3 separate regions of the Homo sapiens genome follow, and all the other regions are linked to region 1. The links are chromatin contacts, found by Hi-C or POLR2A ChIA-PET in ENCODE. All regions are on one chromosome and are shown on one strand. Each heading gives the region's core, a stretch centred on a gene start or an enhancer-like site at or near the end of the contact. The rest is flanking DNA. Distances are from core to core; before and after follow the strand shown.

What was found. Hi-C counts contacts between places; a loop is a spot of excess contacts on that map. ChIA-PET counts read pairs that join two places held with the same protein, here RNA polymerase II (POLR2A). Pooled maps may share reads with other maps.
Region 2: a pooled map shows a loop between it and region 1 (2.2-fold over the local background). The contact joins the promoter of MAPK8IP2 here to the promoter of SBF1 in region 1. A Hi-C loop is called at or near these places in 1 of 50 pooled maps. POLR2A ChIA-PET finds 5 or more read pairs at or near these places in 4 of 52 experiments (AG04450, HEK293, Panc1 and 1 more).
Region 3: a pooled map shows a loop between it and region 1 (4-fold over the local background). The contact joins the enhancer-like site here to the promoter of SBF1 in region 1. A Hi-C loop is called at or near these places in 6 of 50 pooled maps. POLR2A ChIA-PET finds 5 or more read pairs at or near these places in 12 of 52 experiments (A673, AG04450, BJ and 8 more).

Annotation. Positions count from the first base shown.
Region 1 is chr22:50,473,395-50,476,634 of GRCh38, forward strand. SBF1 (SET binding factor 1) reads right to left here and starts at 1,641. Exons shown (of 41, transcript NM_002972.4): 1 at 1,392-1,641. The coding sequence starts at 1,446. RefSeq lists enhancers at 1-73, 74-983, 1,894-2,803 and silencers at 1,003-1,132, 1,553-2,012, 1,593-1,797.
Region 2 is chr22:50,599,105-50,602,344 of GRCh38, forward strand. It overlaps MAPK8IP2 (mitogen-activated protein kinase 8 interacting protein 2), which reads left to right and starts at 1,689. Exons shown (of 12, transcript NM_012324.6): 1 at 1,689-1,779; 2 at 2,685-2,790. The coding sequence starts at 1,715. RefSeq lists a silencer at 1,099-1,278 and an enhancer at 2,068-2,568.
Region 3 is chr22:50,398,054-50,401,293 of GRCh38, forward strand. The region is part of intron 3 of PPP6R2 (protein phosphatase 6 regulatory subunit 2); the gene reads left to right. Among named protein-coding and RNA genes, the nearest start is that of MIR12114, 7.8 kb to the right of the region's middle. RefSeq lists enhancers at 1-273, 1,683-2,279. Within about 2 kb of position 1,803, at least 23 of the 41 ENCODE cell types and tissues checked have a DNase peak (open chromatin) inside an H3K27ac peak, as active enhancers do; they include A673, where a contact is called at or near this core.

The DNA of each region.
Region 1 (3,240 bases), core at 391-2,890:
CTGTGGGTCAAGACAACATTGACAGCCAACCTGCACAGTGGGGATGAGGACTATGTGGTCCTAGCAAGCGAGAACTCCCTCTCTAAAGAAAAAGACAGATGCTCATGACTGACGGTGCCATAAGACACACACTTGGATAGACATGAGCAGAGAGGAGTGTGTGCTGAGTAAGAGGGCACTGAGGAGGGGCTGGAGACGAAGAAGATGCTAAAGAGGCTTCAGGAAGTGTAGGGGGGTGTCCAGCAGAAGAAACACAAAAAAGAGAGAACTCCAGGTCCTTGGTGGGGACAGTGACAACTGGACTGACAAAAAACAGGGTAACTGGGAAGGCAAGCTCAATCCCACCTCCAGGCTCAAGATCCAGCCCCTGCCTGACCACACAGCCATCCCCACACACTGCCAGTCTGCAGCTGGGATCTGACAGCCTGAGTGCCAGTCCCAGCCTCTCTGAGCCGGCTCAGGCCAGGCAGTCAGCTTATCCGCGCCTAACTTCTCTACAGATGGGGGCAACACCAGGGCAACCCCGGTGGGCTGCTGGGAGGAAGAGGTGAGATCATGTACACAAAGGGCTGTGCGGGGCCTGGCACACCAAGCACGCTCGCCAACGCTGCTGTCTCCAGGCTGTTGCTGATGTCATCGTCAGGCTCCGTTTTCTCCTACCTCCTGGGCTGAAGAGCTCTCAGACACGGGCGCTGACCCCACACACAGACCTCCTGGGCATGGGCACCGACCGCCACGCTGATACCCCACCCAGGGCTTGGCGTGCAGGGCCTGGACCGTCAGGCGAGTCGCCAGGAATGCTCTTCTCTCTACTCTCGACGCTTCCTCCTCAAATCCTCCCAGTTTCAAATCAAACACCGCTTCTCCATGCACCAAACCCGAACTCCACCCCCTCTTTGCACCCCGCCAAGACCGCCGGGGGCTTCAGACGGAGCACCAAGGTCAGAGGCGGGCTGGCGAGCCGCGGGTCCGCGCCCCTGGAGCCACTAGAGCCACAGCCGCCCGCAGCTGGCCAAGGAGAGAGCCCGTCCCACCCCAAGGAGGCCGGGCAGGCCGGGCCCAGCCTTCTCTCCCTGCCGCCACCAGGCCCGCGCGGCCACGCCGCCCCCAGCGGACGCCCATTCTCCCCACGGGCTGTCCGGTCGGCCCTGGCCTTCAGTCCCCGCCCGGCCCCCGGCCCCGGCCCTCAGTCCTCGGCTCCCCCGACCCCGGCCCTCAGCGCCCAGCCCCCGGTCCTCGGCCCTCAGCGCCCGGCCCTCAGTCCTCGGCCTCCCGACCCAGCCCCCAGCCCTCGGCCCCCAGCCCCCGGCCCTCGACCCTCAGACCCAGCCCCTGGCCCTCAGCACTCGACCCTCGGCCCCCGGCCCTCAGCGCTTGGCCTCGGCACTCACCGCGCGGGTGCGGCCCGAACGCCACCAGCACGAAGTAGTCCGCGAGCCGCGCCATGGCGAGGGACGCGGGGCGGCCCGAGGGGCGCGGGCGGGCTCCGCGGCTCGGGGACTCGAGGACGGCGCGCTCATGGCCCGGCCCCGGCCCTGGACCGCGCACCCCGGACACCCCTGGTTCGCTCCGCGGCGGCGGCGGCGGCGGCGGCGGCGGCCCAGGTTCCCGCCGCCATCTTCCCAGCCAGCCGGCCCGCCCGGGCGCGCCGTGCGCCTGCGCGCTGTCGTCAAGCCCTGAGCGGGCGGGGCCTGCAACCGCGCATCTCCATTGGTCCAGAGGGTGGGAGGGCGGCTCCCGAGAGCAGCGCCCCGCCCATCGCTGACCACTCTGGGGCCCGAGCACCGCCCCTCGGGCCGGGCACCTGGACTACGGCTCCGGCGGGTCTGACGCCCTGACCCGGGTCGGCTGTGGTGTCGGCGGGAGGCATGGGCCAGGACCACAGCTGCCCTCGCCGTTGGGACTCCCCGCACAGGAGCCCGAACCCCACCCCTGGGCCGTCCCAATCTGGGGATCGGGTCCCCAGACTCCTCGTCCCCCGCCCCTCTCTGTCCAGCGGGAGAAAGGCGGGAGAAGCCTAGGCGCTGCCTACCGGGCCCCCCAAACTAGAAGTCAGAGGAGGCGCAGGGCCATCACCTCAGGGGCTGCCAGCCTGGCGATGGGGAACAGAGAGAGAATTCAGGCCCTGCCCTTGGGGTCCCAGGCTGAAGAGCCCCCATCTAGGCCAAGTGAGACATTTAACACAGCTTAAAAACGGCACGCTCATGTCCCCCTGTAAAGAGCAAATGTTCTAAGCGTGTGAGGCACATGAGGCCACGGAGCAGGGGGCTCTGGGAAAGCTGCATCCCCCAGGATCCCTGACAGTGCCCACCCCTCTCAAGGGCAGGGCTGGCCAGGGCCACCCCTGAAGTGGCTCAGGGATGAGCATGAGCCCAGAGCAGAACATGCTGGGAGAGAAGGTGCAGGAGCCAGCCTGGTGCAGCAGGGAAACCCCTCTGAGCACAGCAGGCCAAGGTCTGTTTTTTGTTATGTTTTGTTTTGTTTTTGAGGCAGAGTCTCAATCCGTCACCCAGGCTGAAGTGCAGTGACACCATCTTGGCTCACTGGAACGTCCGTCTCCTGGGTTCAAGCAATTCTCCCGCCTCAGCTTCCCGCGTAGCTGGGATTACAGGTGTGCACCACCATGCCCGGCTAATTTTTGTATTTTAGTAGAGAGGGGGTTTCACCATGTTGGCCAGGCTGGTCTTGAACTCCTGACCTCAGGCCATCCACCCACCATGGCGTCCCAAAGTGCTGGGATTACAGGCATGAGCCACCGCCCCCAGCCCGAAGGTCTGTTTTTTGTTTTTTGTTTGTTTTTGTTTGTTTGTTTTGAGACAGAGTCTCGCTCTGTCGCCCAGGCTGGAGTACAGTGGCGTGATCTTGGCTCACTGCAAACTCCGCCTCCCAGGTTCACATCATTCTCCTGCCTCAGCCTCCCGAGTAGCTGGGACTACAAGCACCTGCCACCACGCCCAGCTAATTTTTTGTATTTTTAGTAGCGACAGGGTTTCACTGTGTTAGCCAGGATGGTCTCGATCTCCTGACCTCGTGATCCGCCCATCTCGGCCTCCCAAAGTGCTGGCATTACAGGTGTGAGCCACCGCGCCTGGCCCTGAAGGTCTGTTTTTAAATGAGTTTGGCTGCTGCAAGAACTGGCCAAATGACTGGCATCCAGTCTCCATCCATGGGCAGGAGCCAGCCCAAGAGAATGAATGGAATCAAACTGAGAGGCCCCACCAGGGTCCCCTCCCTGCCCTC
Region 2 (3,240 bases), core at 439-2,938, 130 kb after region 1:
ATCTCTACTAAAAACACAAAAATTAGCCGGACATGGTGGTGATTGCCTGTAATCCCAGCTACTCGGGAGGCTGAGGCACGAGAATCGGTTGAACCCGGGAGGTGGAGGTTACAGTGAGCTGAGATCGTGCCACTACACTCCAGCCTGGGCAACAGAGCAAGTTCTGTCTCAAAAAAAAAAAAAAAAAAAAAAAAAAAAAAAAAAAAAAGAATTTTCCGCAGAACTAAGACATAAAGAAATCTTAGGGCACATAACTTTCATCAAGGGGGAAAAGGGATTGCGCTTTTGTTGAAATGCCAGCCTCCTTCTTTAGCCAATATTTAGCCAGGTGCTGTGGTTCACACCTGTAATCCCAGCACTTTGGGAGGCTGAGGCCAGAGGATAGCTGAGCCCAGGAGTTTGAGACCAACCTGGGCAATACAGAGAGAGCCGGTCTCTCTCTCTCTCTTTTTTTTTTTTTGAGACGGAGTCTTGCTCTTGCCAGGCTGGAGTGCAGTGGCGCAATCTCGTCTCACTGCAACCTCCGCTTCCCGGGTTCAAATGATTCTCCTGGCTCAGCCTCCCAAGTCGCCGGGACTACAGGCGCCCGCCACCACGCCCGGCTAATTTTTTTGTATTTTTAGTAAAGACGGGGTTTCACCATGTTGGCCAGGATGGTCTCTGGTCTCGATCTCTTGACGTCGTGATCCACCCGCCTTGGCCTCTCAAAGTGGTGGGATTGCAGGCGTGAGCCACCGCGCCCAGCCACCGGTCTCTATTTTAGAAAGAAAAAAAGTGTCCTGCAGTCTCTCCCTAGTTCTGCGCCCTCAACCCTGATCTCCCGCCTCCTCCCACAGCCACCGTCTCGAGCTCAGCTTCAACCATGGCCCTCCCCACAGGGCTCCATCCCAAGCCAGAGCGGGTCAGTTCCCTACACAGGGCCCAGCAACACGGTGCCCAAGAAAAAGTGTTTCCAGTGGGACGCATGTCGCCTCCGTGGGTGCTAACTTCTCCCAGTGCCCGTCGGTACGTCCGTCCGGCTGTGCAGTCTCTACTGAGTGCTCAAAGTCCACTTTTAGCCCCAGCCAGCATCCTCTGAGTACCTTGTGCTCGATTCTGAATCCAGCCCTGCTCGGCGACCCTCGTGCAGACGTCCCCGTGCAGCCCCGGTCAGCACCCCGTGGGGACAGCTCCGATCAGCACCCGACGGCGGACAGCTCCTCCCGCGCCTCCCGCCTCGCCCGCCACCCCGCTCCGGGCCGCACCCGGGTTAGGGTTCCTGGGGGGATCCTGGGCGCGGCGGCGCAGCTCCCGGGGCCGCCCCGGCCTCTCGCCCAGAGGAAACAGCCCACGGCGAACCCGAGGCCCGCGGACCCCGGCGCTGCCTCCTCGGCCTCCCGCCCCGCGCGGGTCCTCCAGGGCGGGGCCCGACGCCCACCCGCCCGCCCCTTCCCTCCCGCCCCTCCCCGGGAAAAATCCTCATCGCACGCCCGGCCCTTCCCCAACCAGCGCCCGGCAGTGAAGCCGCCGCCTCTCCTCCAACCAGCGTCCCCGGCCGCGTCCCTCCCCCGCCTCCCCCGCCGCCCTCCCCGCGCCGCCGCGGAGTCCGGGCGAGGTGCGCGGGGCGGACGCCGCAGGGCGTGTCACGAGGTGAGCGGGGCGGGCCGAGCGCCGGCGCGGGGCGCGGCGAGGCTCCCGCACCCCCCGCCGCAGTCGCGGGCCTCTCCCGGAGAAGATGGCGGATCGCGCGGAGATGTTTTCTCTCTCCACCTTCCACTCGCTGTCGCCGCCGGGCTGCAGGTACCCCCCTCGGCGCCCGGGCCGGGCGGACCCTCCGCTCCCTGCGCACCCCCCCGACCCCGACCCGGCCCGGACCCCCGTCCCCGCCGCCCCAGCCCCGCCGCCGGCGCGGACCCGGCCCCGGCCCCCTGCGGTCCCTGAGCCTCGGCTCGGGCGCCCCACCCCCACCCCGCTCCCACTCCCTCCATCTTCACCGCGCGTCCCCAGCCTCAGTGACCCCCGGGCCCCGCCGGGATTCTGAGCCGCGCCCGGCCTGGACGGCTGACCTGTCAAGGGTGGAGGCCCTGGGCCGACCCTCTGCGGGGGAGGATGCGGGCGGGATGCGGGCACACCCTCCCGGCGCGGCGTGTCCCGGTGGCCTTGGCCTCTTTCAGTGGACGCCAGACCTGGCCGATAGGGCCCGGCCGGGAGAGAGTGGAAATCAAGCCCGGAGCCCTGCGGGAAGGGACTGGGGTTGGGAGGACGCTGGGCCTCTGGGTTTAGGCCTCACTCCGCCGGAGAGGGGGAGACAAACAGGCCAGACTCTCTTCCCAGAGCAGGAGCGACCCCTCCCCATCTGCCGCTGCCGCGTTGCAGCTCCCCCTCCCCTGCTCTGCAAGACCCTGACCCCAGGGGCCTGGAGCTGCGAGTGGAGGGAGGAGAGGCTGCTGGCTCTCCAGGGAGGCGGGGTGGGAGGGGTGGGGGCAGGGTTGGCTCCTCCGGGCAGGCCTGGCTCAGATGGGGGAGGGGATCCACAGGCGAGCAGAGCTTGGGGGTCAAGATGATGGCAGGATGTGTTCCGAGAGCTGGGGGCTGTGGAAACCACTGGGTGTAGGAGCTGACGCCTCCCTCTGCCCCTCCTCAGGGCCAGTTGCCAGGCAGGGAGTCCAGGGTTGGTGGCTCTCTGACCCTGGTCTCCTTTCCAGGCCTCCCCAGGACATAAGCCTGGAAGAATTTGACGACGAAGATCTGTCTGAGATCACTGATGACTGTGGCCTGGGCCTCAGCTACGACTCAGACCACTGTGAGAAGGTGGGAGAAGAGTTGGGGACACAGATCCAGCTCAAGGGAGGGCCTCATTAGGTTCTTCTTAGCGTTCACTTGGGGTTTTAGGGTGGGTGTGAGCTCAGCCTTGAACCGGGGACTCCTCTGATGGCTCCTCCCCACTTAACCCTTGAGGTTTCCTTGGTATCAACTCTCTCTTATTCCAACACATTGCAGGCCTCCACGCAGGGCCTTCCCCAGCATTCTCCCCGACCCCATCGGTGGCCAGCCCGGGGCAGGGAGGTGCTCCTTTGCTTTGGGTGCCCTCTGTCCTCAGATCACTCCCAGAAAGATCTAATCCCTGGCAGCTGCCATCACAACCTTGTCCCCTCTGCAGCCCTGTGCCCTCGTCTGCAGCTCCCATCTGTCTGTTTCATGTCTCCCCCTGCTGAAATCTTTTCTCGTCCATCTCTTGCTTCTCCTCCTCCCTGTCTCTCC
Region 3 (3,240 bases), core at 553-3,052, 75 kb before region 1:
CAGGTGTGGTGGCTCACGCTGGTAATCCCAGCACTTTGGGAGGCTGAGGTGGGAGGATCACTTACGCCCAGGAGTTGAAGACCAGCCTGGGCAATATAGCGAGACTCCATCTCTTTTTTTTTTTTTTTTTTGGTCTGAGATGGAGTCTCACTCTGTCGCCCAGGCTGGAGTACGGTGGTGCGATCTCGGTTCACTACAACCTCCGCGTCCCAGGTTCAAGTGATTCTCCTGCCTCAGGCTCCCGAGTTGCTGGGATTACAGACATGCATCACCACACCCAGCTAATTTTTTGTATTTTTAGTAGAGACAGGGTTTCACCATGTTGGCCAGGCTGGTCTCGAATTCCCGACCTCAGGTGATCCATCTGCCTCAGCCTCCCAAAGTGCTGGGATTACAGGCATGAGCCACTGCACCCGGCCCCCATCTCTATTTCTTTATTTAAAAAAAAAAACATATTAAGACTTTTTTTTTTTTTTTTTTGGAAACACAGTCCTTTCTGTCAACCAGGCTGGAGTGCAGTGGCGCGATCTTGGCTCACTGCAACCTCCGCCTCCTGGGTTCAAGCAGTTCTCCTACCTCGGTCTCCTTAGTAGCTGGGACTACAGGCGCACACCAGCATGCCTGGCTAATTTTTTGTATTTTTAGAAGAGACGGGGTTACCATGTTGGCCAGGCTGGTCTTGAACTCTTGAGCTCAGGCAATCTGCCTGCCTCGGCCTCCCAAAGTGCTAGGATAGTGCTAAGATTACAGAAGACACTTTTTTTGAGGCTAGTCAAAGTGCAGCAGTGTTTACACCTAATTGGTCACAAGCAGTTAAGATTTCTTTCTTCCTTCTTCAGTCTGTCTGCGTCACATGACTAGCCTTGTAAATAAAGTGAAACAAAAAACACTTTTTTTGAGAAATAGAATAGGGGCCGGGCGTGGTGGCTCACGCCTGTAATCCTAGCACTTTGGGAGGCTGAGGCGGGCGGATCATGAGGTCAGAAGATGGAGACCATCCTGACTAACACGGTGAAACCCCGTCTGTACTAAAAATACAAAGAATTAGCCAGGCGTGGTGGCCGGTGCCTGTAGTCCCAGCTACTTGGGAAGCTGAGAGAGTAAGTGCACTCCAGCCTGCATGACACAGCAAGACTGTCATCTCTTTAAAAAATAAAAAAAGATGGAGAAGATATAAATATATATGTAGACCAGGAGTTGGCAGACTGTATCTATGAAAAGTCAGAGAGTAAATACTTTAGGCTTTGCAGGTTGTAAGGTCTCTGTTGCAACGGCTCAACTCTGAAGTTGTAGCATGAAAGCAGCTACAGAAAATAGTAAACAAATGGATGGGGCTACATTCCAAGAAGGCTTCATTTATACAGAGCAGCACCTGTGCTTCGCGACTCTGCTATCCTTGCCTAGTGGCACTGCCAGGTTAAACACCGCCTCCCGCAACCTGTTAGCCTTGGAGGTCAGGGTTCTCCTGCAGACCTGGCAGAACACCTCCATGACCACAGGCTCAATTATGGGAGGACTCTTCTTGAAAGTGGAGAATTTGCCTGAGCTGTCTGTGCTCAAGAGAAGCTGCACTTGGTTTGGGTGGATTGGGATCAGGTAGCAGCCACTGACCCTGCTTAATTAAAGCCAGGGGCTGCTCCAGGGAGGTGAGGCCCACACGCTGCCTCTTCCTAAGGCCTCACATGCAGCTAGCCCTGCTTCTGCGGAGCAGCCCTTGGCTGAAAAGCCACTGTGACTGTAAGATGGCTGGTCACCTTCTGGAGTCAGAGCACTGCCTGCCCAGGCCACAGCAGAGGGCGCCACCCCAGGGCTGGAGGCAGCAGCAGTCACATGGTCAGCCCTAGAGCCTGGGGATGCTCCTGGTCTTTTCGTGAGCTCTTGTCTAGTTTGCTTGCCAAGATCTGGATTATTTGAGAAATAAGACAGAAGAGTCAGTAAGAGACACCAAGCTGTCGCTTTCATTACTCATAAAGCAGTGTCATTTATAACTCTGAGCTGTGGGCTTCCTCATTCCTGATTGCAGAATTAGAACTGCTCACCCAGTGGGAAGCAGCAGTGGGTCACAGCGGGCCCCCAGGAAGCACCCCCTGCCGCAGAGAGACTTGCTGCACTCAGGGCAGAACTGAAAGAAAGACAGCGTCTCCACCAAGGGAAACACTGGGAGGAAGGGAACTTTGCCATAACAGTTCCTGGGCCACTGACCATCCACTCCACATCCATTGTCCATCTCCTGTCATGGCTTCTTCCTCTTCTTCGGTTGACTTCCTGTGGTAAATTACACTCTGTTAAAACAGCTTCCTGAGATGGAGTTCGTGGGTGGTGATGTTTAGGGCATCGGGCCTGCGTGTTTGAGACCCTCTGATTAGAAGTTCAGACTGGGCATTACCCCCTGGGCTTTGGGAGCCTCCGTGTTGTCCTCTAGTCTCACAAGTCTGATGTAGCAAGCTCCTGGCTCACGTGTGTCACCTGTTTTCTCTCCTCTCTGAGGGCATTTAGGTTCTTTTCTAAGCCCTATTGTTTCTCAATTTCCCAGTAATGTGGAATTATTCCATGGGTCAGGACAGGGGATCCCCAAAGAGCATCATTGAGCCAAGAGAGTTTCATAGTCAGAGCTTGGGCGAATTTAGTAATAGGTAAGTACAAAATCAAGCAAACAGAAAAATATTGACTCTAAGGGAAAAGTTGTATAAGTAAGCAAAGATATCCCGAGTAGACAAATGAGGTCAACAGTGGATATCCATTTCTTTCATTTGTTGTTCTGGGCTCCCTGAACCCTTTTAGTCTGTACATTTGTGACATTAGCTGAGGGAAATTTCTCATATTGTTTCTTTGATATTTTCCCTCTTTTCTCTTTCTGGGACTTCTAATGAGGTGTTAGATTACTCAAATTAATGCTTTCCTTATTTTTGCTTTTAATGTTTTGTACTTTGCCTTTTTGGCCTACATCTGAGAGACTTCTTCATCTTTTAAGTTCTCATCCTTTTATTGACTTTTCAAAGTTCTACCATTATTTTTTGTTTGTTTTTTAGATGTGAGGTCTTGCTATGTTGCCCAGTCTGGACTCAAACTCCTGGGCTCAAGTGATCCTCCCATCTCAGCCTCCCAAGCAGTTGGAACCACAGGTGCCACCATGCTTAACATCTGTCATATTTTAAAATTTTATTTTTTTTTTGAGATGGAGTCTGGCTCTGTCGCCCAGGCTGGAGTGAAGTGGCACGATCTCGGCTCACTGCAACCTTC